3 separate regions of the Homo sapiens genome follow, and all the other regions are linked to region 1. A link is a loop called in an ENCODE intact Hi-C map of the cell type or tissue named here. Cell type or tissue: HCT116. All regions are shown on one strand.

Region 1 (8,000 bases):
CACTGTGCTCAGACCCCCGCCTCCCTCTCTCCAAAGATTTTTATGAAGTGAGCCTGGACAACAATGTGGAGCCTGCACCAGGAGCGGCCAGGGAGGGTTCTCCCCATGACAACCCCACTGCACAGCAGATCGTGCAGCTGTCTCCTGTAATGCAGGACACCTAGGAGCACCCAGGCTTGCCCAGCAAACCCTGCGTGCCATTCTTTTACCAGGCAGCCGAGAACAGGGAGATAAACATCATCATCTTCTAAGAGCTGGTCAAGAAATTTAAAACAACAACAACAACAAAAAGTTACAGGGTTCATCTCCTACACAATTCATTTACTCCATTTGAATGCTAGAGCCACTCACATTTATTTGTGTTTCTAATTTACCGTTTAAATTTATTTGTAAAAAGTTAAGGGAGAGTTGGTCTTTCCCTGATGTTCTTTCTGGCATCCTTTAGCATTTTTATTTTTTACTTGATAATTGTAGGTCATTAGCACGCATATCGAGTTTGCCCTTAGGTGGTGGGAATTCATACACACAAAGACCCACTATTTGCACAAAACTATTCTTGCTGGTTTGGAACAGGCTGCCATGCTTTTTAAATGTTATTGCAGCACATATATTCATTACAGAATTCAGATAAAATGTGCTTATGTTCTGCTATTACGTTTGATTGAATCCTAACCACAGTGAGCTCTTCATTAGCTCAATATGTGGTTTGCCCTCAAGTGCGCACTGTTTATTACTTTGTAATATGCCACTGTGAGTACTGACATTTAGAGTTGTTTAAAGGCCGAGAACTGGAAACAGCCTTTCCCCTATTTTCTGTGTATTGGGGATGGGAGTCATAACATTTTGGGGAGCTTTTTAAATCTCACAGAAGAGGAAAGTGGCCTGCTCTGGCAGGTGTGTGCAGGATACAGTGTGTTTCATTTGTTCTGGTGCCAAGAATGAGCACTGTACTATGGTAGTTCCCTTAGGATTTGTGTGTGCTCTGGGCTTATGAAGATATTGCATCATGAGCTGCAGCAGTTGTACCCTTTCTCGATGACCTAAAAAGGGATTATTTCTGAGGAATGAAAGGCTCCCATCATTGACTGTGGATGTGGAAAACCTTTTCTAGCGTAGAGCATTTATATCTACAATACATTTTAAAGTCAGAGTTCATGTTACCTGTTTTAATCACATGAGTATATGTCCCAGTACACAAAAGGGCACCGGTTGGCATTCTTCTTAAGGTATTTAGTGAAGATCATAAGAAATCCTTTAAGAGTTTAAATGTCCCTGGAAGAGGCATACGGGCGCTAGTCAAGAATGAATTCGAGTGAAGGAAAGCTGTGTGACACCTGGCCTTCCTCTATGTTCATGGAGCTTCTTTGAGGCTAGAAGATTGATTTTATCATCTAGACCTCTCTGGCTAATACCTATTCTTCAACCACATTAGTTACTCTGACATAGGAATTTACTTCTTTTCTTTGAATGGAAAACACTTTAAAAATAATAACAACCATTATTATAAACCAATATATGAGAGAGTACTTAGTTGAAACAAAAAGGAGTTTTAGTAGACAGTATTATACTACATATGAAAATCAAGGTGAAGTTTATGCAACTTAAAATGTTTACAAGCTGCCGTGCAATCTACTGTTTGTGAGTGTCCAAGTATTATGAGGAAAAGTGTCTATACAATCACAGAGTTATGCTTCCTCACAAAGTTCTTCACAAAGAGTGAAAGATGTTTTTATACCTCTCGGTTTCAGTTAGAGGCATATTTTGTGCCATATTTATGTTAATGTGCCTATACATGATGAATGAGTTATTTCAGTCATACATTGCCTAAGTCATAACTTTAAGATGCTTGGGAAAGAATCAACAGCTAAAATTTCATGAAGTTCTAATGTCTGTGTTCCAAAATACGTCACATTATTAGGATGCAGGGAGAGATGCGTGTGCGCTCCCTGGGGTGGGCATTTCTAGTTACTAGACCATCTCCATTTTTACCACTTGACATCCTCACGATACTTTTATACATATGACATTAATAGGAGAGCAATAATACGATTTTACAGATGGAATAACAGATGTGCCTGCATTCACTGAAATAGTGCAAATATTAAGTCCTTGTGACTTCAACTGACTCTTCCAAATTGAATGAATTTATCAATGCATTAGATGAACTCAGTTTCAGAATTATAAAGAAAAACTGTTAGACCAACGAATGTGGCTAATTAACAGTAGGACGATTTCTAGCCTGAGGGTTTAAAATGGACTTAAAGACCTGTTCTTGCCTTTTATTTTCTGAACTTGCTGCTTTTGCATTCTTTGAGTTCAGTTTAAAGACAGTTTAAGTCCAATTTAGACCCTCAGGCTAGAAATCATATCACTGTTAATTAGCCACCTTATTTGGTCTAACAGTTTTTCTTTATAATTCTGAAGGTGGGCTTACCTAATACATTGATAAATTATTTTGAAGGTATTTTTATATCTTCACTTTTACCCTGATAAAGATAAACGACTAGGAATGACCTTCAGATAGCCTTTAGCACCTGTAACCAATCTGACAATAATGTGTTCATCAGGTACCTGTGGATTAAATCACACACTGGCATATTTAAGCTGAATGTCAGTCTGGAAAATGAATGTACTATATTAACTGAAATACCACTCTTTGTGTAGGTATTTTGTCATATACTTAAGAAAAATTAAATAGAATGCAAATCATATGACAATAACTTAAGTCTTTCTTCAAAGTGCATGCGGTCCTTTGCAATACCTCATTCAGCCAAGTATTTGTTCTCTTCCTCATTCAGTATAAGGCAGCTTTCAATTTGCTTAGAAGGCAACATTAGAAGGGTAGAGTTTAATCAGAAACATAGAATTTTAAAGTGTGGGTTCAACTGAATAAATTTGAATTTCTGTAGGAAGAATTAAAAACCTATTTAAAGATTGCAATATATAATCATTTTTAAAGTATTTGATTAAACCTGATAGGCTTTCCAGAAATGAAAAAAAGTCAGTTCTAAAACCAAAGCTGATATTTAGAAAATGTGAAAATGTAAATCAGTGCTATCCATAGTATAGTTTCTCTAAAACTTTATCTTAAACAGTCATTTTAAAAGAATATAACTATTCAAAAACGTAACTGCTATCTTAAGTTTTAAAATAAGTTAAAACATTTTAAAATATGAATACTGTAGTTTAAAAGAAAGAAACTGGGGGAAGGAAAAGTAGAGAAATGCCAATTCCAATGCAAGGCTTTATTTGCCAAGTTTTCTTAGAATGACTTTTACCAACTGATGAATTCCTGTAAACAGAATGTATAATGGAAATACGGAAACACTGTTGCCTAAAGTGGCATTATTCACTGCTACTGTGATGCTACTGTAATGTAATAAATTATTAAATTGTTGCAAAGTGCTGTTTTTGCCTTAAAATTTTGTGTGTCTTGAAAACTATAGTATTAAAGGTATTGAGACTGCGCAAATGCTGGGCACGCTTGGCATGAGATAATCGGTTTTTATTTTTACAAAATTGTAATGTAACTATGCAAGTGTGTTTATTAAAAGAACACAAACAAAAAAGTTACAGGTATTAAAAAAAGTTGTGGGATGAAAAAGTTATGGGATAAAAAATGCTGTGGAAAAGTTGCGGCAAAAGTTGTGGAAAAAAAGTAGAAAAATGTTTTATGAAAAGTTTTTGAAAAAGTTATGAATAAAGTTACTGGATTTTTTTAAAAAACTCAAGGGATAAAAATAAAAGCAGGTCTCTGTCAGCATAAGCCCAGAGAAGTGGGGCTGGAGTCTCCATCCCTACCATGTTCTTACCAACCCTTCCCAGTCACCCCTTTACCATTAGGGTAGCAAGACAAGACCCCTGTCTAATGGGGGGAGAAAAACAGACCCTTTGCCACCTTGACCAGGGCTGAGTCCTTAAGTTTCTGGATGATGATGATTATTATTTAAGAGCCAGAGGCTGGTAGAGCTGGTTTGTTTGGAGGAGGCCTGATGGCCTCCCTACTCTCACCAAAGCAACTTTTCCCTCAGGGGGCTCCCATCTTATTCAGAGAGGCAGCTGAGGTGGGACAGTGGAGCTAACCGTAGAGCAGGCGAGGGCATGGGCTGCTGTGGTGGCCCCCCTTCCGCAGTGTACATATAGTATCTGTGTAACATTTTGTATATTCCGGGTGGTAGGGCCACCCCCTGTATAGTACCTAGCGGAGGTTGGAGCTGGCATATGAGGAGGAGGTTCTAATCATTATTTGTGGCTGGGAAACTTATTTATTGATAGCATAGGACAGAGGAAGGAGGAGGGGATGGGGTCCTGGCTGCCTTGGTGATGCGACTCCTGTTTATTTTGCTTTCCATTTTGGAATAAATGGATTTAGCCATACTGCTCAGCGTGGTGGGTTCCCATTTCCCTCACTGGGTCCTGGAGTTTGTGCCACTGAATGAAGAGCCCCAGAGTGAGCATGTCCAGCTGGGCTGTTGGGGACCTTCCAGGCCTGTTACTTGTATGCTGCCTGGTGACACCTGGTGGATTGCATGGGGACTGCCATGGCGCCTATGGGGCACAGTCCGACCCTGACAGCCAACAGGCTCAGAAGCCTGATCTAGCGGTGGCCGGGAAGACAGATACCGGCACCAAAGGGCACTGACTTCCATCCACCCCCGGCATCTTCCGTTCCGTCCCCTTGCCTCCCTCTCCTGTCTGCACCGGGTGGCCTGTTCTGTCTGTCCCTCTAGAGTGTCAGCTGCCCCGCAGGCTCCTCCAGGCTGAGTTCATGGCCCTGCCCCCTAGTGGCCAGAGCCAGCTTCACAGGATAAGAGCCAGCTAAGCTCCAGGGGCTTTCCAGGAAGTGTCCCTTGGAAAAGGTGTGGCCTTTTCACCACTCCCAACAGCACCCTAGAAATGGCTTGGCCTTTTCCCTCCCCTGAGCTCCACAGAGAACACAGCCAGCAGAGGACACATTCCCCATCATCCAGAAATGGGTTTGATTCTCAGCCAAGGGACACCAGGACTGGTAGAGACTGTCAGGCCACAAAGCTGCCTGCACAGCACCCCCATGCTTGGTGGGGGGTGGGAGGGATGGCGGGGGCTGGCTGTCCACAGGCCAGGCATGACAGGGAGGCTCACTGGAGGTGGCACACTTTGGAGGGGCAATGTCAGGGGAGAGCTTCCTCTTGCTGGGCCACAAGATTCCACAAGGACAGTATGGTGACTGATTCCCAGTGCTAGAGGCAAGGCGGTCAGCCATGTGTAGGTGTATATATATGTATGAGTATTTATAGATATTTATAGAACAGGGCAGGGGCATACCACAGAAAGGGCCCAAGTTTTCAGCAACGGTCACACCTGGATGTGTCAGCTCACCACTATGACAGACTAAGTCACAGATGAAGGGGGCTGGCTTTGGGGCTGGGGGAGCCACTGTCAAGTCACAGGACACCCGCCCAGGCAGGCTTGGAAAGGGAGGTCTCTGAGAAGAGGAGGATCTGTTTAGAGGTCGAAGTGGGGCTGGGGCTCTCGGGACGGGATGGACTTGCCTGACCCAATCAGCTGGCAGTTGGAGAGAAGCAGAGAGAAAATAGGAGAGAGAAAAGCAAGCAGAGAGCGGGTGAGGCAAGCACAGAGTACGGGCGGGCACGCTGCAGCAGCTGTGGGAGGGCCAGGGTGGGGAGGGTGCAGGTGCGGGTGTAGCAATGGTTCCTGGAAAACAGGGGCTGGAAGGGAAAGGGGAGGAAGATGGAGGGAGGAGCCGGAGCTTCACAGGTAGTGCCTGGGGGCTGTGGCAGCCCTCCCCAGCCCACACATGCTGGCCTCTCCCATGGCACCCAGGCAGTGCACCCAGAGTTCAGACTAATGCTCAGCCGCCTTGGGCTTCTCTCTTCTCTGCTCACCCTCTCTTCCAACCCACTGGCCCAGGGCCACCTCTTGCCTGGGGAGCCCCACCCAACAGCCACCAGGCCTGATAGAGAAGGAACACTGCTTAAACCAAAATGGTGAAGCTATAAGGGCTGGATGGCTGGAGTGAGTGCCAGAGGCCCCTCTGGGCGGTGAGAATGTCCAGGGTCCTCTGAAGGGACCCTGGGGAAGGCAGGGAGGGCAGGTAGCCGGATGCCACTGGCCATAGACTTTAAGAGGGGAGCCTCAGTTGGTTGCGGGGTGGGGGGGCTGCAGGTTTCATAGCTGAGGCTGGGTCCTTCCTGCTGGGAAAAGCAGAAGAGGGAGAGTCCGTGGCAGGGGAGGCGGGTGGGCTCACTAGGCGGAGCTCAGCTGGGCCAGCAGGCACTGTGGTCCCCTTGGCTGAATAGCACAGGCGACCCCTAGGAGCAACAGGCCAAGGTGCGTGAGCCTGCTGGTCGGCGATAGTGCTTCAGTGGGGGCCAGGGACCCTGCCTTCGGTCACATGCTAGCAGCTATGATGGTACCTCAGAGGGAGGGAAGGGGGCTGTGTGTCCCTGTCTGGCCTGTGAGGTGTGTTGTGGGATGACCGTGTGTATGGGACTCTCAGGGTTTTATCCTAGATCACCACTGGATTGCCAACAGATAGAGGAGGTGGGACCCTGACTATCACCCCTGCTCTGCAGTGGATTTGGCTCTCAGCACTCCCAGGCTGGGAGCTGGATACCCTGACCTGGCAGCATGACTCAGACTGCACGACAGGCACAGCATTCCTAGACCTCTGGCCGCCTCAGAGTCCAGCCCCACACACAACGCCCTCCAAGCTCCCAGCCCCTACACCATAAACCACAAGCTCTCTGTCCTCTCTGACAGCTCCAGAGAGCACTCATGTCTGCCAGCTTGGGCATGGAGCCTGTTCCAAGAGCCCCCAGGCTCAGCCATGGAGGCCCTGGGCAGTGGCGCTGAGTCCCATGGCTTGCAGGGAAGGGAGGTGAAAGAGCCAGCAGCACCAGGACAGAAAGAGGAAAGAGCAAATCTGCAGCTCCAGAAAGGAGGGGCAGGGAGCCTGGATCTGAGGTCCCAGGTGCGCCCCCGTGTGGAGCTGGTGCAGCGGGGCGGGAACACCGTTCATGCAGCAGGCGGTGAGGCATGTACCTACCATGGCTGATGCTCCTCAGGGGCCACTGATAGTGATTCTGAAAGCATCAGATCAACATGGCAGGTCACACGCATGGGTGGGGCAGGCCTGGGGTTGTGGAACACACACACATGCGCATGCCGGGGTGTGCACACACATGCTGTGAGGCCCCACAGCCGGCATGCACACGCTAACACACATGTCCACAACACACATACGCCTCCTTCCCCGCCACCTCCCGGTGCCCAGCACCCTCACTGGCTGGCACGTGCAGCACAGATCTGGGGCGTGCAGCCACTCAGCACACTGAAGCACACACATGGGCAGAGTCACAACGCGGAAGCTCACCCGCACACCGAGGCATTTGCAGCAGCTCCCTGCACACTCGTGCCTGGCGTGCTCAGAGGACCACCGGTGTTGCTCATGGAGACAGGGCTTGCTCGCTAATGTCCAGCTGTCATTTCTCCACCTAAGAGCCTTCCATGGCTCCCTACTACCTACAGCATTGAGCCCCAACAAGTCATACTCTTCGGACTTTGAAGGTTCTCCACCCTATGCCCCACCCTCCCCACAGAGCTCTTCCTCATTCCGTCTCTGTTCCCTGCTTTGGCCAGTGGCTGTCCTGGATGCGGCCCACACTACACCTCTGCCCACACTGCAGCTCTGTACCCAGATACCCTCCAATTCCTCGCCACATAATTCTATCTCAGTCATGCCCCGGACTGCGTTGAAGCCAGGCTGCCTTGGAGAAGCTCTCCCAGACTGCTCTTTTCCCCAAGGGAGGGTCATGATTTGCCAAATGTTTCGCATGTGTTAGCAAGACTGGAGTCGGAGCAGGCATTAAACCTTACATCCCATATGTCACACCTCACCATAAACCTGGGTGTCAAATACTCTGAAGAGTCTGAACTCACATTGGCAGTTAGCAAAGTGCTCCTACGGCCACATCTGCAGTTAACACAGCATCCCTATG
Region 2 (8,000 bases), 830 kb before region 1:
AGAACACATGTCCCAAGGAGCTTTCCTCTCTTTAGAGACAGGCAGGCGGACTCTCACACCATGAGGTGCCCTCTGGGCTAGGGGGTACCCAGGGCTGGATGCAGGGGCGGCCCTCGCCCACAGGAGGTGCTGGTGGGTACTGACATGGAGGCCACCAGGGGGTGAGGGTGTCCAGACAGAGGACCTAGCATGTGCCCAGGCCCAGGGTGTGACCGGGGGCAGGTGCAGGGCTGCTGTATCTGGAAGGCTTCCTGGCTCTGCCAATGATAGGCTGTGGCTGGATCAGGCTTCATGTCAATTTTTAACATTTAATAAATTTTGATTATGTAACTAAACATTGTGATAAAAATTGTGAAATATAAAAGTTAAAAACACAAAAACCAGCAAACCCCTTCTCTCCCCAAGTAACTACTTCAACAGTATTTTCAGACTTTTTTTCTCATGTATCTGCAGCTATAAACTTAAGTTGCACAAGATAGTATCCTTCCCCATATTCTGTTTTGAAGCTGGATTTTTCACTCAGCAGTGAATAGAGGCAGGCTTTAAACAGGCCACGCATTGTGAGGGCCCTGGGAAAGGAGACTGACCATGTTGCTGGGTGACCTAGGGCAAGTCTCGCCCTCCTCAGAGCCTGGATTTCCTCAGTCCGGTGAAGGGCAGGAAGGGCTGCAGTAGGACTACATCAGCGCTTCCCAAACTCAGAACCGCCACGTGGAGCTGTGTGAGCTGTCACTGCACAACCCCAGGGGCAGGAGCATTCTTGTCACGGCCTCTGTGAGTGGGGCTCCTGCCCAAAAGTGTGCTGTGCCAACCTGGGGCCCACAGGAGGATTTTAGGCGATATGCGGATGAATTGATTTTAACCATTTCCTTCTATCTGTAGTGAATGAGACCGATTCTCACCGGGAGGGCGTGTTAAACCACAGGTCACTGAACCCACGCCTCAGAGGTTCTGATTCAGGAGGTCTGGGGTGGCGCCTGAGAATCTGCATTTCTAACAAGTTCTCAGCTGATGGGGATGCTGATGCTGCTGGCTCAGGGACCACACTTTGAGAACCACTAACCACAAGTTTCTTTTTATTCATTTATTTAAGGCAGGGTTTTGCTCTGTCAGCTAGGCTGGAGTATAATGGTGCAATCACAGCCACTGCAGCCTCGACCTCCCAGGCTCAAGCAATCTTCCTGCCTCACTTCCTGAGTAGCTGAAACCATAGGAACATGCCACCATGCTGGATTTTTTTTATTTTTTGTAGAGACGGAGTTTCACCATGTTGTTCAGGCTGGTCTTGAATGCCTGGGCTCAAGCAATTCACCTGCCTTGGCCTCCTATAGCAAAAGTTTCCTTTTTAAGTACATTTATTTAGGTTTTAAAAATGAGTTAACTTAAAGCACATGAATAGATCCTCAACACTAACCACTGGGGAAATGCAAATTAAAACCATAGAGCTTTGTTACCCAGGGGGTGGTCAGTGGGCCAGCAGCATTGGCTCACCTGGGAGTTTGTTAGACATACGGACTGGCAATCTCACCCAGCCCAGCTGAAGCAAATTTGCATTTAACAAGATTTCCAGGTGATTCCTATGCTCTTTGAAGTTTGAGAAGCACTACCCGGGAGAGGAATAGAGATTATCAACTTCAAGCCTACTCTTGTCCAACAGTTGAGCAAAAGAGTCACAGCTGACCTCTCCCGCCATCCTCAGAATCATCTGTGGGGAGGGTGGGGCATAGGGTGGAAGACCTTCAAAGTCCGAAGAGTTTGACTTTTGGGGCTCAATGCTGCAGGCCATAGGGAGCCATGGAAGGCTCTCAGGTGGGTCAGACTCTCTGACCTGAGGTAAATAAATGACAGCTGAACATTAGCGAGCAAGCCCTGTCTCCATGAGCAGCACCGGTGGTCCTCTGAGCATGCCAGGCATGAGTGTGCAGGGAGCTGGTGCAAATACCTCTGTGTTTGGGTGAGCTTCTGTGTTGTGACTCTGCTCACATGTGTGCTTCAGTGTGCCAAGTGGCTGCACACCCCAGATCTGTGCTGCACGTGCCAGCCAGTGAGGGTGCTGGGTACCAGGATGTGGCGGGGAAGGAGGCGTATGCGTGTTGTGGACATGTGTGTTAGCGTGTGCATGCCGGCTGTGCATGCTGTGGGGCCTCATAGCATGTGTGTGCACACCCCGGCATGTGCGTGTGTGTGTGTCCCCCAACCCCAGGCCTGCCCCACCCATGCGTGTGACCTGTCATGTTGATCTGATGCTTTCAGAATCACTATCAGTGGTCCCTGAGGAGCATCAGCCATGGTAGGTACATGCCTCACCGCCTGCTCCATGAACGGTGTTCCTGCCCCGCTGCACCGGCTCCACACGGGGGCGCACCTGGGACCTCAGATCCAGGCTCCCTGCCCCTCCCTTCTGGAGCTGCAGATTTGCTCTTTCCTCTTTCTGTCCTCGTGCTGCTGGCTCTCTCACCTCCCTTCCCTGCAAGCCATGGGACTCAGCGCCACTGCCCAAGGCCTCCATGGCTGAGCCTGGGGGCTGTTGGAACAGTCTCCATGCCCAAGCTGGCAGACATGGGTGCTCTCTGTAGTCATCAGAGAGGGCAGAGAGCTCATGATTTATGGTGTAGGGGCTGGGAGCTTGGACGGGGTTGTGTGTGCGGCTGGACTCTGAGGCAGCTAGAGGTCTAGGAACGTCATCCTGGGCACGCTGTACCTGTCGTGCAGTCTGAGTCATGCTGCCAGGTCAGGGTATCCAGATCCCAGCCTGGGAGTGTCAAGAGTCAAACCCACTGCAGAGGAGGGGTGATAGTCAGGGTCCCACCTCCTCTATCTGTTGGCAATCCCTGGTGATCTAGGATAAAACCTTAAGAGTCCCATACACACGGTCATCCCACAACACACTTCACAGGCCAGGCAGGGACACACAGCCCCCTTCCCTCCCTGCCAGGTACCACCGCAGCTGCTAGCGTGTGACTGAAGGCAGGGTCCCTGGCCCCCACTGAAGCACTATCGCCGACCAGCAGGCTCACGCACCTTGGCCTGTTGCTCCTAGGGGTCGCCTGTGCTATTCAGCCAAGGGGACCACAGTGCCTGCTGGCCCAGCTGAGCTCCGCCTAGCGAGCCCACCTGCCTCTCCTGCCATGGACTCTCCCTCTTCTGCTTTTCCCAGCAGGAAGGACCCAGCCTCAGCTATGAAACTTGCAGCCCCCCTCACCCCGCAACCAGCTGAGGCTCCCCTCTTAGACTTATAAGTCTATGGCCAGTGGCATCCGGCTACCTGCCCTCCCTGCCTTCCCCAGGGTCCCTTCAGAGGACCCTGGACTTTCTCACCACCAGAGGGGCCTCTGGTACTCACTCCAGCCATCCATCCCTTATAGCTTCACCATTTTGGTTCAAGCAGTGTTCCTTATCAGGCCAGGTGGCTGTTGGGTGGGGCTCCCCAAGCAAGAGGTGGCCCTGGGCCAGTGGGTTGGAAGGCAGGGTGACCAGAGAAGAGAGAAGCCCAAAGCGGCTGAGCATTGGTCTGAAGTGTGGGTGCACTGCCTGGGTGCCATGGGAGAGGCCAGTGTGTGTGAGCTGGGGAGGGCTGCCGCAGCCCCCAGGCACTACCTGTGAAGCTCTGGCTTCTCCCTCCATCTTCCTCCCCTTTCCCTTCCAGCCCCTCTTTTCCAGGAACCTTTGCTACACCCGCACCTGCGCGCTCCCCTCCCCGGCCCTCCCACAGCTGCTGCGACATGCCCGTGCTCTGCGCTTGCATCACCAGCTCTCTGCTTGCTATTCTCTCTCCTATTTTCTCTCTGCTTTTCTCCAACTGCCAACTGATTGGGTTAGGCAAGTCCATCCCATCCTGAGAGCTCCAGCCCCACTCCAACCTCTAAACAGATCCTCCTCTTCTCAGAGACCTCCCTTTCCAAGCCTGCCTGGGCGGGTGTCCTGTGACTTGACAGTGGCTCCCCAGCCCCAAAGCCAGCCCCCTTCATCTGTGACTTAGTCTGTTGTAGTGGTGAGCTGACACATCCAGGTGTGACCATTGCTGAAAACTTGTGGCCCCTCTGTGGTATGCCCCTGCCTTGTTCTATAAATAGCTATAAATACTCATATATATATAAATATAAATATATATATAAATATACATATATATAAATATATATATAAATATACATATATATATATATATATACACACACACACACCTACATATGGCCGACCACCTCGCCTCTAGCACTGGGAATCAGTCACCGTGCTGTCCTTGTGGAGTCTTGTGGCCCAACAAAAGGAAGGTCTCCCCTGACACTGCCCCTCCAAAGTGTGCCACCTCCAGTGAGCCTGCCTGTCATGCCCAGCCTGTGGACAGCCAGCCCCCGCCATCCGTCCCACCCCCCCACCGTCCCACCCCCCGCCATCCCTCCCACCCCCCACCAAGCATGGGGGTGCTGTGCAGGCAGCTGTGTGGCCTGACAGTCTCTACCAGCCCTGGTGTCCCTTGGCTGAGAATCAAACCCATTTCTGGATGATGGGGAATGTGTCCTCTGCTGGCTGTGTTCTCTGTGGAGCTGAGGGGAGGGAAAAAGCCAAGCCATTTCTAGGGTGCTGTTGGGAGCGGTGAAAAGGCCACACCCTTTCCAAGGGACACTTCCTGGAAAGCCCCTGGAGCTTAGCTGGCTCTTATCCTGTGAAGCTGGCTCTGGCCACTAGGGGGCAGGACCATGAACTCAGCCTGGAGGAGCCTGCGGGGCAGCTGACACTCTAGAGGGCCAGACAGAACAGGCCACCCTGTGCAGACAGGAGAGGGAGGCAAGGGGACGGAACCGAAGACGACTGGGGTGAATGGAAGTCAGTGGCCTTGGGTGCTCGTATCTGCCTTCCCGGCCACCGCTAGATCAGGCTTCTGAGCCTGTTGGCTGTCAGGGCCGGACTGTGCCCCATAGGCGCCATAGCAATCCCCATGCAATCTACCAGGTGTCACCAGGCAGCATACAGGTAACAGGCCTGGAAGGTCCCCAACAGCCCAGCTGGACATGCTCACTCTGGGGCTCTTCATTCAGTGGCGCAAACTCCAGGACCCAGTGAGGGAAATGGGAACCCACCAGGCTGAGCAGTATGGCTAAATCCATTTATTCCAAAATGGAAAGCAAAATAAACAGGAGTCACATCACCAAGGCAGCCAGGACCCCATCCCCTCCTCCTTCCTCTGTCCTATGCTATCAATAAATAAGTTTCCCAGCCGTAAATAATGATTAGAACCTCCTCCTCATATGCCAGCTCCAGCCTCTGGTAGGTATGATACAAGGGGTGGCCCTACCCCCCGGAATATACAAAATGTTACACAGATACTATGTGTACACTGGGGAAGGGGGGCCACCCCAGCAGCCCGAGCCCTCACCTGCTCTACAGTTAGCCCCACTGTCCCGCCTCAGCTGCCTCTCTGAATAAGATGGGAGCCCCCTGAGGGAAAAGTTGCTTTGGTGAGAGTAGGGGAGGCCATCAGGCCTCCTCCAAACAAACCAACTCCGCCAGCCTCTGGCTCTTAAATAACAATCATCATCATCCAGAAATTTAAGGACTCAGCCCTGGTCAGGTGCCAAAGGGTCTGTTTATCTCCCCCCATTAGGCAGGGATCTTGTCTTGCCACCCTAATGGTAAAGGGGTGACTGGGAAGGGGTGGTTGGTCCATGGCGGGGGCGAAGTCTCCAGTCCCACTTCTCCAGGCTTGTGCCGACAGAGACCTGCTTTTATTTTTATCCCATGACTTAAAAAAAAATCCCGTAACTTCCTTTTCATAACTTTTTAAAATACTTTTCATAAAACATTTTTCTACTTTTTTTCACAACTTCTTTTGCCACAACTTTTCCACAGCATTTTTTATCCCATAACTTTTTCATCCCACAACTTTTTAAAATTCCCGTAACTTCTTTTTAGTTTGTTCCTTTAATAAACACACTTGCATAGTTACATTACAATTTCATAAAAATAAAAACTGATTATCTCATGCCAACTGTCCCCAGCATTTTCACAGTCTCAATACTCTTAATACTATAGTTTTCAAGACACATAAAATTTTAAGGCAAAAACAGCACTTTGCAACAATTTAATAATTTATTACATTACAGTAGCATCACAGTAGCAGTGAATAATCCCACTTTAGGCAGTTTCCGTATTTCCATTATACATTCTGTTTACAGGAATTCATCAATTGGTAAAAGTCATTCTAAGAAAACTTGGCAAATAAAGGTTTGGACTTGAATTGGCATCTCTTTCTCTACTTTTCCTTCCTCCAGTTTCTTTGTTTTAAACTACTGTATTCATATTTTAAAATGTTATAATCTCAGCCACCGCTTTGCCCCAAGCTTCCTGCTGCTGCAGCTGGTCCACGAGCTGGGTCTGCAGCAGTAACTGCCTGTGCAGCGCCTCCTTCTCAGAGGTCAGCTGCTGATAGGTGGCCACGTACTGCTGCAGGTGACCCAGGTACTAGTCTCACTGCTGCTGCAGACTCTGAGACTCTTGGCTCTTCATCTCCACCTGCAGGAAGACCCTGGGCATGAGGGCACATGGTGGCTGGCTTCCAGGTTCTGGGCCCATTAATAGGGTAGCTAGGGCACTGTGGGGCTCTGTCACCTGCCCAGGACCCTGCTCCCTTGCTCCAGGCCTAAGAGGCTTCCTCCCTTGCCTAGAACCCCATACCTCCTTCCCCAGCCTCAGATCTCATGTCCTTCTTCCCACCATTTAAACTGTAGGCCACAGACTGGTGGAAAAGCAGAGGGAGCCAACCACCATCTGCTAAGTGTGCTACATGCCTAATGCTTTCCAGGTATTCTCTCATTCAATCCTCAGCACCTCTGCAAGGAAAATGCTAACTTCCTTTTGAAGTTACAGAAACAGAGACTAAGAGATGAACAGTAGTTGAATGGTGACCAGTGGAACCGAGGTCGGAATCCAGTTTGAATCTAAGGAGGCTTTTTTGTTTTGTTTTGTTTTGTTTTGAGACAGTGTCACTCTGTGGCCCAGGCTGGAGTGCAGTGGTGCAATCTCAGCTCACTGCAACCTCCACCTCCCGGGCTCAAGCGATTCTCATGCCTCAGCCTCCTGAGTAGCTGGGATTACAGGCATGCGCCACCATGCCTGGCTAATTTTTTATTGTTGTTTTAATTTTCGTAGAGATGAGGTTTTGCCATGTTGGCCAGGCTGGTCTCAAACTCTTGACCTCAAGTGCTTCTCCTGCCTCAGCCTCCCAACGTGCTGGGATTACAGGTGCAAGCCAATGTGCCCCGCATAAGGAGCCTCTTGTACCACTGTCTCTTCCCCCGATTGGGGGAATCCATGCCTCTAGCTGGGGGGATGATGTCCAGACCTGGGAGGAACCCAGGGCTACCCACCTCTAAAAGTCAGAGGGCAGGAAGCAAGAAACATTCATAGGGCTGCCCTGGAGGGTGCTGGGGTCACCTGCCCCCCAGCTGGAGCTGCCTTTGGCCTGGCACCTCCCTTCCCCAGAGGCTGGTGCCCGCCTCCCAGCCCTTCTTGGATGGGGTGGAGGTTACCATCTCCTTCACCTCGCCTGGCTTCTCCTTCAGCTCCTTTACTTGCTTCTCCAACTGCAGTGTGCTCTTGTTCTCGTTGTTCTGGACAGAAACAATCAGTGGCCATCCACTGCAGCGGGAGACCCCTGAACTTGGTGTCTGCCTCCCATGTCACTGGAAAGGTGGAGGCAGGTTAGAAAAATCATCCCCTCTCCCCCACAGCCATCAGAGGAGGGCCTGATGAGCTCTGGCTCACAGGTGCCTTTAGAAGTACCATTTCATGTGAGGGCTGCACTGCCCCGTTTTACAGGTGGGGAAACAAAGGCCTGGAGGGATAGGGATGAGGGCAGGCTCCCCAGGTGGGGCAACCCACCAGATCCTCGAAGCTGCACTGTGGCTCGGCCAGCTGCTTGTCGAGCTTGTGGTTCTGGGAGAGTGTGAGCCTCTCCTCCTGCTTTCGTAGCCTCTCCTTCTCCCACAGCCTCTTCTCCTGGTCCC
Region 3 (8,000 bases), 200 kb before region 1:
GGTCCCGATGGCCCCCAGTTAGAGAGTTTATGGGTGACCCATTCATAGGGGCTTCCTGAGGGTGTGAGGACTGCTGAGAGCTCTCCCAGAGAGACCCAACCCTCAGGGCTTAAGTTGGGGTGGTGGGGCCACGAAGTGGGCCCAGGCTTTGATGGACCCTCAGGAGTGTAAGGGGGAAGAGTGGCTAAGAGTTTCTGCTTGGATTTCCCATCTTGGGCTCAACCCATGGCCCTTGATGCTCCCTAGTTATGTGGCCTTAGACAAATCACTCTTAACCTCTTCAGCCCTGTTTGCTGAGCAGTAAGCTGGGGTCAGGATGCATCTGTCTGCACAGTGATGTGGAGGAGGATTAAATTAGGTGATGTGTTAAGTGCTTAGCACAGTATCCTGAGCATAGAAAACCCTTATGAGAGCCCAAAGGAGAAAAAATTAAAAGATTTGGACCCAGGCCCAAGGAGTGATGGTGGTGGTGCTGATGGGGTGGGTGTGGTGGAAATAGGGAGGCCTGGACACAACCTGGTTATCAGCACAGAGGTCTGGGCAGAACTCACCTCCCTCCCAACTTCACACCCTGTGGGCAGAGCAGAGAGCCTCCCATTGGCCCCTTACCTGGTCCTGGCTGAGGATGTTCTGCAGAGGCAGAGGCCTAGGCAGGACAGCACCGGGCTGCTGGGGCTTAGGGATGGCACCCCCTCCAGCGCTTTTTCTCTGCTTTCCTCCAAGGCTGCATTCGCGATTCTATGAGCTGGCCCCCAACCTCGTCCCAATGGACTACAGGAAGAGCCCCATCGTCCACGTGCCCATGAGCCTCATCATCCAGATGCCAGAGCTCCGGGTATGTGCAGGACCTCTTGCTGGCGAGCAGGGGATCTGTGCCTCTGGACCAGCAGCAGAGGCCCCCAGGTCTAGGCTGAACCCAGCTCCACCCTTTGTGTCTGCGTGGCTCTGAGCAGATCACAGAACCTCTCTGTGCCTCAGTTTCCTCATCTGTACTCTGAATAAATAAGCTATGTGGGCTCTGTAAGGGTGCTGTACATCAGTGGCCACCCAACTGCAGGCCATGGGCTTGTGCTCATTTGCTTGTCCCTTTGTTAAGTGGCCCCAAGCCTGCTGTAGTTGGCAGACCTGTGTCTGCTTTGTTAGATAACTTTTCTGTCTCCCCGTTGTCTGGCTGTGGCTTCTCACTGAGGTCAGCATGGTGGTCATCCATAGCATCATTTCTCAGACTTTAACGTACCTGTTAAAATTTAATTTTAAACTCCCCAGGGATCTTGTCCAAATGCCAATTCAGGCTCAGTACATGTGGAGTAGAGTCAGGATTCTGCTTTTCGAGCAAGTTCCCAGGTGAGACTGATGCTGCTGATCCTCAGACCATATATATCTGAATGTTTCGTTTCATGAGTTCCTTATCCATAATATGTAAAGTGCATTCAGCATTAAGAAGGCATTTGGGGCACAACTCCCCATTGCAGTGGGACTTCGTCAGTAGCCCCTTGCCAGGCCTGGGATGTGTGGCTTGAAGGTGGAGTCAGAGTGCTATATGGCATCCACTTGGGGCCTGCACTCTGGTTGTGACCTCAGTCCTGAGAGACAATGGGCCCCAGGCTCAGCCCTGGACCAGCACCCCGTCTGGCCCAGCAAGGGGCTCAAGAGCAAGCTCAGAGGGTTGCTGGAGCAGGTGAGACACTCATGGGTAGGACCCAAGTGGTCTGTCTCTGAGCCTCCCGCACTGGCCTGGGCTGGGCACGGAATGGCGCTAGCCAAGCGCTAGCTCAGTTGGGATGGAAGGGCTGCAGGATGAGTGATTTGGGGATCTAGGAAGGCATCCGTGTACAGCTCCCTGGGAGAGGCAGCATCCAAGGTGGTCTAGGGGAGAATTCACAGGAGCAGAGTGACAGCAGACCTGGGCCTGAACTGGCTGTATGGCTCTTGCTGCTTGACTGGTCCAGTTATCTGACCCCACATCCACCTCCCACGATCCTGGCCTGACACGGCCTGAGCTGAGGGCCACCAGTGCCCTGGGCTGTCATCTTCTTCTGCTGGGGACAGAGCCCTACACATCCAGGCAGAGCCTCTGTGTGCTCTTCTGGGTAACAGGACGAATCTGTGCTTCTGCTTCTGCTTCAGATGAGGCAGTGCCTCCAGTGATAACACACTGGCTGTGCTCAGCATTTTTTTTTTTTTTTTTTTTTGGAGACATGGTCTTGCTCTGTCGCCCAGGCTGGAGTGCAGTGGGACGATCATGGCTCACTGAAGCCTCAAACTCCTGGGCTCAAGTGATTCCTCCACCTCAGTCTCCCAAATAGCGGGACTACAGGCGTGCACCACTGTCCCTGGCTGTGCCCATCTTAATGATGTGACATGACCCAGTAGAATGCTTCCTGAGCTCTTACATGTGCCGGGCCTGGTACCAACACCTTACATACTTTAGCTCATTTAATCCCATCACAACCCAATTAAGAAGGTGTTATTATTATTCCCTTTTTACAGATGGGGAAACCGAGGCTCAGAGGGATTTGGTCACTCCTCCAGGGTCACACAGGCTGTCCACAGTCTGGCTCCGGGGCCCTCCTGCTTATCCTGCACCCACAGTGATTGCTGTGTGTGTTTTCTTCAGGAGAATCCCTTCAAAGAAAGGATCGTGGCGGCGTTTTCCGAGGATGGTGAGGGGAACCTCACTTTCAACGACTTTGTGGACATGTTTTCCGTGCTCTGCGAGTCGGCTCCCCGAGAGCTCAAGGCAAACTATGCCTTCAAGATCTATGGTAACCAGGGCTAGAGGAGGGGGCCTGAATATGCGGTGGGGGAACATGTGGGGCCCTTAGGCTGTCTGGTTACTACTGGCTCCTGCCCTAGGGACACCAAGAACAGTGAAGCTGATCTGTCCTCTGAAGAGTGCCTGTCCAGTGGGGTGGCCAAGGGAGACGATCAGTCCCTGAGAGACATCTGTGAGGGTCCTGAGAACGAAGGAGGGAGGGACTCACCCATCCCAGGTCGGGTGGTTAGTGTGAGAGGGGTCCCAGGCATGACCTTTAAGCAGGGACTAGCAGAGGCTTGGACTGGAGAAGAGGGGGCTGGCAGACCTGACAGAGGGCGCAGCCCATGCAGACACAGGGAAGCGCAGAGCTTGATAAGGAGATGGGAGGAACTTGGAAGGTGGTGGGACAGGGGGCGGTATGAGTCTGGAGAGAATCTGGGGCCAGGCTGTGGGAGCCAGCCACAGAGTTTGGACCTAGTGATCCAGACACCAGGGCCACTGCAAGGTTTCCAGTGAGGAAGGGCAGCTCTGTTTTCTAGAAGGATCACTCAGCAGCTTTGAGGTGTAAAATGGAGGAGCCAGAGAGGCTGCCTAGGCCATGGTGGTAAGGCCAGGCCTGCAGGGGGGCCTCTGGAGCCCCCCCGAATACTGCCTGAGGTAGGGCCACCTGGATTCACCCCGCCCAGCTCTGCCCTCAGGCTGGCTGTCTCACCAGCCACCAGAGGGCGGCGGGCACTCATGAGCCAAGGACTCATGCTTCTCCCACAGCCACAGGGAGAAAACTTCATACCCACGAGCTCACCCCCTCTGCTGGCCTGACAGACCCATGGGGACTGGTGTCAAATCCTCAGATAGACCTCAGTTGAGATGCCTAAGGCCTAGGAAGGGGCTGGGACCCAACTTGGACCTGAAGAGTCAAGGTCAAAGCTCCTGTCCTCAGCACGTTTGATCAGACACTGGATCCCAAAGGCAGCAGGGCCTATCAGGGGCTGACATTTTGCTTTCTTTTTTCTTTTCTTTTCTTTTTTTTTTTTTTTTTTGAGACAGAGTCCCACTGTCGCCCAGGCTGGAGTGCAATCGTGTGATCTCGGCTCACTGCAACCTCTGCCTCCCGGGTTCAAGCGATTCTCTTGCCTCAGCCTCCCAAGTTCAAACGATTCTCCTGCCTCAGCCTCCTGAGTAGCTGAGATTACAGGTGCCCGCCACTACACCTGGCTAATTTTTGTAATTTTAGTAGAGATGGGGTTTCACCATGTTGGTCAGGCTGGTCTCGAACTCCCGACCTCAGGTGATCTGCCTGCCTTGGCCTCCCAAAGTGCTGTGATTACAGGTGTGAGCCACCACGCCCAGACTGACGTTTCACTTTCTAGTTATCATGTTTATTTCAGAGGACTTTGGTTTCTGTCTGTGCACCCACGTTTTGCTTGCATATTAGAAAGAAAATACCTGCCAGTCTGCCCTCCACAAACTATGCCCACATGGCTCATGTAAAAAGCTTCTCAGATTCCACCCAACATCCGCCCGGTCTTGGACCCCATAGCATTGCTCCTGGGACGGGCTGCTGTCTGCCCAAGACAGGGGCGTGCAGATCGCATGGACCGGGTGGGCACAGGAATACATGGAAGAACTGTGGCTTCCTTGCTGCTCTAGGCTGGGGGTGGAGTGGGGAGAGGCAGCCAGGGCCCTCCTAGTCTGGCGCTGGGGAGGCCTGGGGCCTCATTTGCAACAATGATCATCTCACTTCTGAGCCTCAGTTTACTCAGGTTAAATGGCCACAGGAATTCAGCCAGCCAGCCAGCAAATCTTTCCAGAGATTTGCTATGTCCCATGCCATGGGCAGAGATGAATACTCCCTGACGCATACCCTAGAGTTGTGCCCAGGCCTCTGCAGAGATAGACAGGGCAGAGTCACCCCAAGAGCTTGGGCTCTAGGGTCCAACAATGACCGGGATGTGACCTCAGGCAGGTACCTCTCCTTTTCACCTCCCTGTTTCTTTTTTTATTTTTGAGATAGAGTCTCGCTCTGTCAACGAGGCTGGAGTGCAGTGGTGCGATCTCAGCTCACTGCAAGCTCCGCCTCCTGGGTTCACGCCATTCTCCTGCTTCAGCCTCCTGAGTAGCTGGGACTACAGGCGTCCACCACCACGCCCGGCTAATTTTTTTTTTTTTGTATTTTTAGTAGAGACGGGGTTTCACCGTGTTAGCCAGGATGGTCTCAATCTCCTGGCCTCGTGATCCACCCACCTCGGACTCGCAAAGTGCTGGGATTACAGGCGTGAACCACCGCGCCTGGCCACCTCTCTGTTTCTTCATGTGTATAGTGGAGATTCAATTGTGCCTGCCTCATAGTTTTGTTTTGAAAATTAAATGAGAAAGAGCATATAATGCTCACATGATGGGTCTTTGTCACTACCATTAATGTCAGAGTTTGCCAATGGGCAACAGAAGCTCATTTGCGGGGAAGAGGACCCTTATCGCTAGAAAGCCCCGCCACTGGGAGGTGATGTGTGAGCCAAAATTTGAAGGATGACCAGGAGTTTGCTGGGAAGGGACCCCAGGCAGAAGAAACAGCACATGCGCAGATCTGGTAGTTGGGCTCAAAATGTAAGAAGAGAGAGTTCACTTTGATGTGGCCAGGCATGGCTCGGTCCTCTGAACCATTTTGCTGTGCTTTGGGGCAGTGGTAGTGCCTTTTGCTGGGTAGAATCAAACCATGTTCCCTGCTCTGTGTGCACAAAGGCCAGGCACAGGCCCCTCTCTAAGGGTCTTTTGATTTTGAGTCTCCTGACCCACCGTGTCTTCTGGTCACACACCACTGAGGCAACGGGGTGCAGTTTAGAAAACATGGGTCTTAGAGTCCCATAGGCCCTAGTCAGAATCCCTGCTCCATCTCCGAGTGGCTCTCCCACCTTGATTCAATCGCATGGCCTTTTTGGGCCTTAGTTTCCTTAGCTCTAGAAGTCTAAAGGGAACACTGGGTCCACTGTGGGCTAAGGCCAGGAAGGGCTATCTGGCCTAAGCCTGAAGTTCTCAGGAAACCTCAGATTTGGACTTTTGACCTGCTTCAGGATGTGGTTTAGTCATTGTGGGGTTGTTGTTGGTGGTGGATGTGGGTGTTTAAGCGATGCCTGGTGGGTAAGCCCTCTTGGGGGCAGGGATCCAGTATCCCAAGAGTGTGCATGGAGATGCTCTGGGGACATCAGAAGCTGGTGGAGGTAGTGGGGCCAGCTAGGAGGAAGAGCTATAGTGTAGGGGTCCCTGGGTGCACGCAGCCTGGACTTGAACATGTCCAACCCCTGCCCTACAGACTTCAACACTGACAACTTCATCTGCAAGGAGGACCTGGAGCTGACGCTGGCCCGGCTCACTAAGTCAGAGCTGGATGAGGAGGAGGTGGTGCTTGTGTGCGACAAGGTCATTGAGGAGGCTGACTTGGACGGTGACGGCAAGCTGGGCTTTGCTGACTTCGAGGACATGATTGCCAAGGCCCCTGACTTCCTCAGGTGCTGCCACTACAGGGGCCGGGCTTGGGCAGGGCAGAGCAGGGCAGGCCGGGATGTTGGGGCTGAGGCCCCTATCACTCGCTATTTGTGAGCAGTGGTGTGCGGCCAGGAAGCAGGAGGTCACGTTCAAGCCACCCTTGCCCTAGACGTGTGACTGGCCTTTGTCCCCTGCAGGGGGAAGGTTGAAGACCTGGGGGCCCCTTCAGTGATAAGTGGGGGCAGAACTCCCTGGGCACCGCTGTTCCTCCGTCTTCCCCCAGTGTTGATTACCTGCATCCACTATGCAGGGTTCCCTAATGAGGCACTGTCCAGCATGGGGCTGGGGCCTGCTGTGCTTTTCCCTGAGGAGCCTTTACCTGCCCGACCCAGGGCCTCTCACCCTCTCTTGCCCTTTCTCTCTTTCTAGCACTTTCCACATCCGGATCTGAGGACACTGCCGAGGCTGTAGGGGCCTAGAAGTCCACCATCCTGCCCTGCAGTCACATGGGTGTGGCCTCCAAGCTCCCCAGGAAAGCAGTGGCAGCCTCTGGGGTTTACACCACAAATATATCCTGTGGCCCTTTCAGCAAAAAAAAAACCTTAACCAGGAAGGGGGCCTGTGAAGGTTAGGACCCTTCCCACAGCCCCGCTGTGGTCCAGCCCCGGGACCCATGGCCTCTCTCCAGGCCCTCCGCACCCCGCCCCATGCCCCAGTCCTTTCCTACTCCAGAAATGCTCCCCACCCCCCCAAAGAGGGAAAAGCAGATAACCCAACAGGAGGTGGTGGGGTCTGACGTGTCCAAGTGCTGGCAGACACCCTGGTCACCCAGGACAGAGCGGAAAAAAAAAAAAGAGGTCAGGGTTTTAACGAGCTATGCAATCTTTTTCCAAAACCCAAGGTTGGGCTGCTTCCCACCCCTGCCTGTTCCCCTTCTCCCGGCCTCCTTCACAATGTGAAGCTGTGGGTGCAGTGGGCCCAAGGGCTCTTGCTCCTGTCTCTGCCTCTGGGTCATGAGTACCACCCTGCCTGCCTCCCCAACACCGTGGAATCCTCACTGGTGTGCTGTCCACAGATTTGTGAACTCCTGGTAGTAAAACACTTTTGCATCCCTTTGCTCTCCATGTATGCTAATGTTAGGAAATGTTTGAGGGTACCTTTGCTTCTGATCCTTGAAATCCCACCATTGGTGTCTCACCTCTCGGCATTAGGCAGTGCCTCCTGCTTTAGGCACTAACTTTGATTTCAGTGCGTGTGCCATCGGGAGGAAAACACATTCATGCCCCGAACCTTCCGTGAATTCCCTGACAGTATCTCTGGTTAACATTTGGGAGTGCTAACCACTCAGGCACAGGGACAGTTGCTTCAGTCTCAATCCTTAAACCCCCAAGGAGGGAGGGACTCTTACAGGCCTATATTTCAGGAAAAGCTGCATAGCCAAGTGGTCACTAAGAGTAGATTTCCCACAAATGCAACCTGAGCCCGCTCTGCCCAGGGTCAGGGCAGGGAGGAGGGGCACGTATGGTGTTCTCTCTGGAGATGATCAGTCCTGTTTTCTGCATCCCAGGCCTGGGGGTTGTTGGGAGTGGGGTAGCAAGCCAGCTGTCCACCCTTATAGAGAAGGGGACATGTGGATAGGAAGGGAAGTGACACACAAAACAGGAAGTTTCCTGAGGGACAGAGTTCCAGGAAGAGCCAGCCTGACCTGAGGGTACAGCTGGAGCGAAGAGGCCTGAAGCAGAGGATGTGGCTTCTGGCCCTC

What was found. Peaks named below come from ENCODE experiments on the same cell type or tissue, not always from the same donor. Only the 100,000 strongest peaks of a DNase experiment are listed, where the experiment ranks them.
Region 2: it touches region 1 in a loop (9-fold over the local background); 2 of 110 quality-filtered maps call a loop at or near these places.
Region 3: a loop joins it to region 1, with 12 times the contacts of the local background. A loop is called at or near these places in 12 of 110 quality-filtered maps.

Annotation. Positions count from the first base shown.
Region 1 is chr15:77,907,348-77,915,347 of GRCh38, reverse strand. It overlaps the pseudogene DNM1P9 and the pseudogene GOLGA6FP. Among named protein-coding and RNA genes, the nearest start is that of TBC1D2B, 170 kb to the left of the region's middle. In HCT116, CTCF peaks have their summits at 4,493 (motif pointing left), 4,699 (motif pointing left) and 6,969; DNase peaks (open chromatin) are centred at 4,547 and 6,967; H3K4me3 peaks cover 472 bases; H3K27ac peaks cover 992 bases.
Region 2 is chr15:78,734,999-78,742,998 of GRCh38, reverse strand. It overlaps the pseudogene LOC646934 and the pseudogene DNM1P37. Among named protein-coding and RNA genes, the nearest start is that of ADAMTS7, 72 kb to the left of the region's middle. RefSeq lists enhancers at 1,581-2,560, 2,561-3,540, 7,437-7,938. In HCT116, CTCF peaks have their summits at 2,144, 2,346 and 4,687 (motif pointing right); DNase peaks (open chromatin) are centred at 2,378 and 4,708.
Region 3 is chr15:78,104,000-78,111,999 of GRCh38, reverse strand. SH2D7 (SH2 domain containing 7) reads right to left here. Exons shown (of 6, transcript NM_001101404.2): 6 at 7,638-8,000. It overlaps CIB2 (calcium and integrin binding family member 2), which reads left to right. Exons shown (of 6, transcript NM_006383.4): 3 at 724-835; 4 at 2,618-2,765; 5 at 6,066-6,261; 6 at 6,668-7,394. The coding sequence ends at 6,689. Among named protein-coding and RNA genes, the nearest start is that of SH2D7, 15 kb to the right of the region's middle. RefSeq lists an enhancer at 7,903-7,972. In HCT116, a CTCF peak has its summit at 3,486 (motif pointing right); a DNase peak (open chromatin) is centred at 3,529.